Linked DNA regions of Homo sapiens: region 1 is linked to region 2. The links are chromatin loops, found by intact Hi-C in ENCODE. Cell type or tissue: B cell. All regions are shown on one strand. Each heading gives the region's core, and the rest is flanking DNA. Links, peaks and the distances in the headings are about the cores only. Region 1 holds the start of ZNG1A (Zn regulated GTPase metalloprotein activator 1A). Region 2 overlaps DOCK8 (dedicator of cytokinesis 8).

Region 1 (5,916 bases), core at 3,335-5,834, 130 kb after region 2:
TGTCTCTACCAAAAGGAAAAAGAAAAATTAGCCAGATGTAATGGCATATGACTGGAGTCCCAGCTACTTGGGAGGCTGAGATGGGAGGATCACCTGAGCCCAGGAGTTTAGGACTGCAGTGAGCTGTGATCGTGCCAATGCAATCCATGCTGGGCGACAGAGTGAGACCCTGTCTCAAAAAACAGAAAGAGGGATTTTAGTATAACATTCAGCCAGTGCCATATTGGGAACCCACAAGAATGTACTTTAAAAAATATGTCAAAGAAGGTGGTGAGGGCTGTAATAGCTGCTATTCAGGCAGTAATGCAGTGCTGAAGGGACATCAAGCAAATAGTGTGATGCCTGTGGGTGCAATGTTACTCCTTCCCTTAGGTTGCCAAAAAAATCAATACTTCATAGCATTCCTGAAACGAAAAAGCTTATGAACCATTGTGTTTAGGGTGTAAGCTATCTATTTTGGGCTACCCATCACAGCTTCTCTCCTTTGGTAGAATAAAGTGAACTGAACCACCACGCCTAAGGTATTTGCCTTATTTCTTCCTCAGCTGGTTCATGGTTACATTGTCAAAGCTGGCAAAGCATTCAAGACCTGATTTCTCAGACCGAGTGTATGTGTGAATATAATATACTCATTTGCACAAATATAAACCCTCTGTCTTAACTGTGTTCTGCAAAAGGCGTGATAAATACTTTCAAGTTATATGTCCTTATCAGTAGAACTAATGGAATACACACAGTATATTTTATGGGGAATTTCAGAGAAGGAAGGAAAAGTCAACCTTTTATTTGGCATCAGGATAGTAGTAAAACATTCTACTTGTGCATCAGATAGATTTTTATGACCTAACCTGGACAAGTAACTTAACTCTTGGTGCCTCATGTTTGAAAGAGGGATAACACTCTACAGGGTCATTCTAAGAATTAAATATTGCCAAAACACATGAAAAGATTCTCAACCTTGTTAGTAATCAAGGAAATGCAAATGAAGATCACAATGAAGTCTTCTTTTGTACACAATTGATTGGTGAAAAATGCATGCCTGATAATATTGACCTACAGACCAATGAGATCTCTTATAATTTGCTGGGAAAATGTATCAATTTGTACAAACATTTTGAAAAATAATTGTGCATTTTCTTGTGAAGTAAAACATTTGAATAATCTAGGACCCAGCAATTCAACTCTTACACAGACACTCAAGAGGAAGTTGCACACACATATATCAGGAAAAATGTTCATAGCAGCCCTGTTCATAAGAGCAAAACCTGGAACAATTGAGAGGAAATGAATAAATTGCCGTGTAGCCACACAATAGAATACAAGACAGCAGTGATGCTGAAAAGTATAGCAAGCCTCAGGAGTTTATATATTATATGGATAATTTTATGAAGCTCAAAAACACCCAAAATTAAACAACATATTCTCTAAGTACGTACGTGGGATATGTGATAAAATTAAAAAGAAAACAGGGAATGATCAGCAATCCAGAACCAATTCATGACTGTTGTTACTATCTTATGGGGCAGGCTGTGGATTGGAAGCAGGGGCGGTGCACATAGGTACGTGTAACTTACTGGTAATGCTTTTACGTTAGGAATGACGTCAAAGGAGTTCACTATAAATTTATATTAGAAAGAAGGGCTATCTATGGATTAGTGATGAGAGTGTCATGCACCAGCAAATATGATTAATGAACTTAGGTTACCTGAGGTCCAAATAAATAATGAGAAAAAAGTAAATAAAAGTGATGCATGAATACTAAAAATTTGGAATTACATATATAATATGTAATAATAAAAAAAGAAAAAAGTGTCACTGGTTATCCTTCAGGTATAAAAATTACAATTAAAATTATAATGTTATAACCTTCCATTCTTTCCCCTATGAATTAAAACTTTTTTTTTTAACGAGACTAAAAAATCAAGGTGATAAAATCTATGCCCTGTGGGAACTGGTTAGGTCAGGCTACCCACTCCAGATTTCCAGCAGACTGGCCTCAGCTCTACCTACAGCCAGTAGCTTATTAAGGCTCTAGGCGCCAGTGACACCTTCAGACAGGTGGTTAGTGCGCCCTAGGGACTCTCCGCAGCGTCGCTCAGGTTCACAGAACACGCCCAGGGGCGTGTCCAGCTGTCGTCGGGGAGAGCCCACCTCCCCGGGGGGTGTGGCTAAGGGGCGAGGCGCTTCTCGTCCAGAGCCCAGGTAATCCGGGCGGGATCAGCGAGCGTCGCGATGTGATGACGTCAGGCCCCGGGCAGGCCGGGAGTGGCGTGCTGGGCGTGCGCGGCTGCGGTACGGCGTGTTGGTCCCAGCGGTTCAGCTGAGGTAGGGACGTGCTGTAGGCCGGAATGTTACCGGCTGTTGGATCTGCGGATGAGGAGGAGGATCCTGCGGAGGAGGATTGTCCTGAATTGGTTCCCATTGAGACGACGCAAAGCGAGGAGGAGGAAAAGTCTGGCCTCGGCGCCAAGATCCCAGTCACAATTATCACCGGGTATTTAGGTAACTAACCATCCCAGTCACAAAATGGCGTGACCTCTGGTGTCATGGGATTTTGCGGGCTGCCGGTGCCTCTTCTCCTGAGGCATTGGGGCCTCATGATCAAGAGCAAATGTCTTCGAGGTCGGGGCTGGGTCACTTGCTTCTCGTATGGGTTGCCTCTCATCTTGGGAGTTAATGATGCCCGGCCCCCTCTGCGTTAGATTCCCATTTCTCAAGTGAGATGGAAAGTTAGCCTTTGAAGCAAGGCTTTGACGCTAAGACACGCCCCCCTAATTGTCTCTGTGACCTCTTACCAAGTTATCTTACCTTCCTGACGCTCATCTACCTCACCTGAAAATGGAGAAATACCTGTCACCTGTGAAACAGGGCCGGAACCACCTACCTGTTGCCATTAAAGGATGTCCCGTCTGTAAAATGCCCGACACGTGGGGCTTTCGTCAGTAGATTCCCCTTCCCCACGAGCCAGAGTCCTCCAGCCAGCTGGCAGGGAGCGCTCCTATCTTAAACACTTTTTTTTTGAGGTCTGTTTGTAAACCACTGCGTAGGAAGTAAGAATAAAATCTCTGTCCTCCAAGACTATTTCTCAAACTAAGAACGTTTAGAGTGTACAGGGATACTCGAAACCACAAGTTTGTGAACTTGGTAGTTTCGTGAAGGGCGGTTTATGCACTTACACTAGAAGTTTCTTACTGGAAAAGTTTGAGAAATATATTTTTAAACCTTACAGTTAAATAGAAGGGCTAGAACAAATATATGGCTGTATTAGAAGTTTGGAAAAAGTTAAGAAATATAAATAAAATACTGTTTCCGGGAAATAATATTCCTAGTTGTTGCTAGAGACAGGTACAGACTTGGGCCACTTCGTGACCTTTTATGTAAAAATAAGAAATAACTGCTTTTGTTTTTTTTAAAAACTTTGTAGACTGTAAGTTTATTCCCGTTTTTTGCTCGGAAGTAATTTTATAAAGGAATTTATTTTTGGCGTTTCCCCACAGTTATTCAGAGGCTGCTCTGCTGAGAAGATGAACAAATTTCTTGTCCAAAACAATGTATTTCAAACGTGCCGCTCGGGCCTTTCCCGTATTGCTCACTGGTAGGTCAGTAGATCACTGGAGAAAATGATCTGAAGCTCAGGAGTGAGAATTAATACCAGCAACCTTGTTGCTGAATCTAGGGATAGTTTCACTCCTATCCCTGACCATTTTCCCTTTTTGAAACGCTGTTCTTTTGGCTTCTACTACATTTTTCTTCTGATTTTTCCACCTGCTTCTCTGGCTTCTTTTTAAGGCTCCCTCCTCCTTCCCCCTTTGTCCATCTTTAGCTACACACCTGTGTAATTTCTATTTTGATGTCCTACAACTTAAAACTTAACATGTCTGAAACTTCGTCTGTTACCATCCCCCCAAATCCTGCTTCTGTGATCCCAACCATTTGGAATACTCTAAAAGCCTCCTGACTAATCTGGAGTCTTGCTGCCCTTTAATTTATTCGTTGCATGTTAGCCTTAATGATCTTTATAAATGTCAATCCGACTGCGTCACACCTTTCAGTGGCATCCCTATGGGTTAAAATCCAAATTCCTTAACATGAATTACAAGGACCTGTAGGATCTGGATCTTGCCAACCTTTCCAGCCTGCCAAATTGGCCCCGCACAATGAACTAATGTTACTTCAAAGGTGCCAAGTGTTTTAGCCCCTTGGAATAGGTACTTTTTTACTGTGACTCCTCTGGCTAGATGTCCCTCTTAGGTTCTCCATAGCAATTTGTGCATCTCCTATTGAATATGTCACCCTGTGACATAATTGCCTCCTTATTCACTGAATTCCCCTCCATTCCCCCCTTCCCTTGATATTTCTAAGCTCTATGAAGGCAGAGACTATCTTGTTCACTTTTTCACCAAGGCCCAGCATAAATTTGTAACGTATTAGAAACCTTCGAATGAATGAGCTATGTCTTAAAGTGTTTTTTTTTTTCATAATATGGTTAAAAAGCCCTAGTAAATCTTCTCTTAGAAGATTTCTTACATTCACCCTTTCCTTTCAGTTTTCACATCACTGCCCTGTGAAACACTCATGTTCAGGGCCTCTGTCTCAGGCTTGGACTGGTTTTAAGATTTTCCTCATTGCCCTAAGTCTCTCTCTTCCATTCTATACTTCATATTTTTGTGATGTTGAGCTTCCTAAAGTACTCTAAATATAAGCCTTCATCTGTTAAAAAGCTTTGAAAGGAATATGACCTAAAAGATATTAATACCCTAATACTCCGTAAAATCTTCCTAGTTATAGGAAGATCTAGTTATATACTAGAAAACTTAATGTATTTCAGAAGACATGTATAGCCTACATGTAAAAGTTTTTAGCAGCACTGTAATAGTAAAACACTGGAAACAAACCAAATGTCCAACAAAAAAAAAAGATAAAGAAATGATATAGTCATACAATTGAACTACAATACTATGCAGTTAGGATTTTCTTTTTTTCCTCTATGAATTTTAGTGTGTACGGTTCACAAGACTATTTTTTTTCTACTGGAGATTGACATATTGGGTTTTATATGCCACCTGCTGGATAAAGTTGGTATAGCTTTATGAATTTATCTTACTGAACATTCTGTCCATTGTTGACACTACCTGGCTCTATTCCCCATTTCATAAAAACTTTTATAGATTGTTTAAAGCATACTATAAGTAGCCATATAGTCAGCCTGAAGTTGCGTCTTGTTAATGTTGAAATAAAAGGTCATTATAAATAAAAGATTGTGTGTAAATTTTAGGGAAGGTTAGGCTAGGTTGAAGAAGCTGTTTCAACTTGTAGGAGTGTTTGTAAATATTTATAAAATTTTATGTCTACATAAAGTATTTTGCAACAGGTTTCGAAGGATGCTTTAATCTTATCCTCTAGGATATTCTATGCTAAAATAATATATGAAAAATAGCACGCAAATTCTCAAAAACGTTAGGATTCTTTATATGTTTTTTGTATCTTTAAAATTATTTTGAATTTTTTTATTTACAAAAAATATGTTTTATAGGTGCTGGGAAGACAACACTTCTGAACTATATTTTGACAGAGCAACATAGTAAAAGAGTAGCGGTCATTTTAAATGAATTTGGGGAAGGTAAGTAAAGTTCAATAAATGTCATGTTGCAAGATTTTGTGTGACTGTTTATTCCTCTGGTGAATTGATATTCCATATTTAAAAATGAAAATGCAAGGTATTGTATTGATGTGGATAGCTTTAGAAAAGTTGGATTAATTTCTGTTAAGATTTATATGGGTTGAGATACTGAAATTAGTTTTAATAAAATTTTATTTTGTATAACTTTGGAATTCTTATTAACAGAATTAAACTACATTTTTACATGAAATAAATGACTCCAGAAGTAAAAATCTAGACATATGAAAAAACGTTTA
Region 2 (2,500 bases), core at 1-2,500:
GTGTAATATCTCAATACCTGTGTACAATGTGTAATGATCAAATCAGGGTAATTAGTGTACCCATTGCCTCAATTATCATTTCTTTGTGTTGGGAACATTCAAAATCCTTTCTTCTAGCTATTTGGAAACACAGAATAAATTATTATTAATTCTAGTCACCTTACAGTACTATCAAATACTAGAACTTATTCCTCCTATCTAGCTATAATTTTGTAACCGTTAACCAACCTCTCTATTCCCTTCTCCATCCATCCTTCCCAGCATCTAGTTACCACTTCTACCCTCTACTTCTATGAGATCAACTTATTTATCTTCCACATATAAGTGAGATCATGCAGTATTAGTCTTACTGTGCTTGGCTTATTTCACTTATCCTCTAGACTCATCCATGTTGATGCAAATGACAGGACTTCATTTTTTTATGGCTGAATAGTATTCTATCGTGTATACATACCACATTTTCTTTATCCATTCTTCTGCTGATGGATACTTAGGTTGAGTCCACGTCTTGGTTACTGTGAATAGTGCTGCAATAAACATGGGAGTGCAGATGTCTCTTTGATATACTGATATCCTTTCCTCTGGACATATATCTAGTAGTGAGACTGCTGGATCATATGATCAAGTTGGCTCTTAAACACAGACAGTGGGCCGGGTGCGGTGGCTCACACCTGTAATCCCAGCACTTTGGGAGGCCAAGGTGGGTGGATCACCTGAGGTCAGGAGTTCGAGATCAGCCTGACCAACATGGAGAAACCCTGTCTCTACTAAAAATACACAATTGGCCAGGCGTGGTGGCGCATGTCTGTAATCCCAGCTACTCGGGAGGCTGAGGCAGAAGAATCGCTTGAACTTGGGAGGCGGAGGTTGTAGTGAGCCGAGATCATGCCATTGCACTCCAGCCTGGCAATAAGAGCAAAACTCCATCTCAAAAAAAAAAAAAAAAAAAAAAAAAAAAAAAAAAAAAACAAAAAAAACCACACACAACACAGTGACTTGAGTTCTCTGCTAGTATGCTGCAGGAAAGCGTGTGCTTTGTGTGTACGCTGGTCTTCACCTATTGTTTCTGGGCTCCAAATTCACCCTTTTATGCCTTGTTCTTTGATGCTAGGTCAGCAAATCATATTTCCGCTGTGTCTGCTGCTCCCTTTAGGTTCTGTCAATAGGGAGCACTACAGGGTTACCGGATGGTTCAAGGAGGTCAAAGGGCCTGGCTCCTTCCTCTTGCTATTCCTCTCACCTTCGTAGTGACAGCTGGTTCTAGCCTTCAGGTTCTTTTGGTACTTCCAGAATCACCCTTATCTTACCTCCTTGAAGGTACCAGCACCAGCCGGGCAATTTCTCCTCCTGTGAGGCGTGAGTCCAGGCTTCATGAGGTTTTTCCCTCTGAGATCTTGAGACAACACCACCAGCTGGGCAGTACCTTCTCAGGGATTTCAGTCCTTGCTCTCAGGCTCCTCTTCTGAGCTTCTACGTTCTGACAACTCCAAGATCTTCCCCTAGACCTGCAGTCCTCAAATTGTGGTCCTGGGACCAGCAGCATCAGCATCACTTAGGAAATGCTAATTAAAAAGTATGAGGTTCACCCTCCAGACCTACTGAATCAGAAATTCCAGCAGACAGGGCCCAGCAACCTATATTTGAACAAACCCTCTGGGAGATTCTGATGAAGCTGAAGTGGAGAACCACTGCCGTATACCCCAGCCCCAGGCTGGTGTGCTGTTTCCCATAATGACGATTTTAGGATAGCCTCCATTTTTCCCTTTTGGTTCTCTCAGACCTCCAAAACCGGTTTAATCAATTCCCTGTGTTAAATTTCTTCTGCTGAAATACCTACCGTGGCTTCTATCTGACTAACATTAAGAGGAACAATTTAATTGGTCAGCATGTAGGGTGAAAATGGAATTCAGTCAAAATTACTGATGAAAAATTCCTTAAATCTCCCATAGAGCAGAGCATCCAGGTATTCTATCCCTCAGTAAGCCTGTCATATTTAGCGCTGGAAATGATGGCTGATTCTACTGTGAAGCTCCAAGTAAGTAGTGGGCTTTGCTTTAGGGGGACCACCTTGTCTGAAAAATTAGTATTATTTAAAAACCTCGAATCATTTCCAGCATGGTGAGATTCCTGTATTATGAAGACACATGGAAGCTGAAAACTATATTAGTTTACAAGAAGTTCTGTGCAAACTTGAACAAATTTTTTCTTCTCAATTTTATTTTTCTCATCTATAAAATGGGCAGGTTGGACAGCTCAGTAGTGTTAAACACATTCACACTGCAGTATAACCATCACCAGCATCCATCTCCATAATGCTGTTCATCTTGGGATGCCGAAACTCTACCCATTAAACAATAACTTCCTACTCCTCCCTCCCCCAGCCCCTGGCGACCACATTTTGTTTATCCATTCATTATGGATGGATACTTGGGCTGCTTCTACTTTTTGGCTGCTGTGAATAATGCTGCTGTGAGCATAGGTGTATAGAGCTTAACTTTTG

Evidence for each region. A loop is a pair of places that touch in the nucleus more often than their neighbours do. Peaks named below come from ENCODE experiments on the same cell type or tissue, not always from the same donor. Only the 100,000 strongest peaks of a DNase experiment are listed, where the experiment ranks them.
Region 1: it touches region 2 in a loop (9-fold over the local background); 2 of 110 quality-filtered maps call a loop at or near these places.

Annotation. Positions count from the first base shown.
Region 1 is chr9:175,402-181,317 of GRCh38, reverse strand. ZNG1A (Zn regulated GTPase metalloprotein activator 1A) reads left to right here and starts at 2,262. Exons shown (of 15, transcript NM_018491.5): 1 at 2,262-2,502; 2 at 5,534-5,620. The coding sequence starts at 2,349. In B cell, for the core only: CTCF peaks have their summits at 4,837 and 5,286; no DNase peak of the experiment used is centred there.
Region 2 is chr9:305,807-308,306 of GRCh38, reverse strand. All of the region lies in intron 5 of DOCK8 (dedicator of cytokinesis 8), which reads right to left. Among named protein-coding and RNA genes, the nearest start is that of DOCK8-AS1, 91 kb to the right of the region's middle. In B cell, for the core only: a CTCF peak has its summit at 1,177; a DNase peak (open chromatin) is centred at 1,176; H3K27ac peaks cover 856 bases.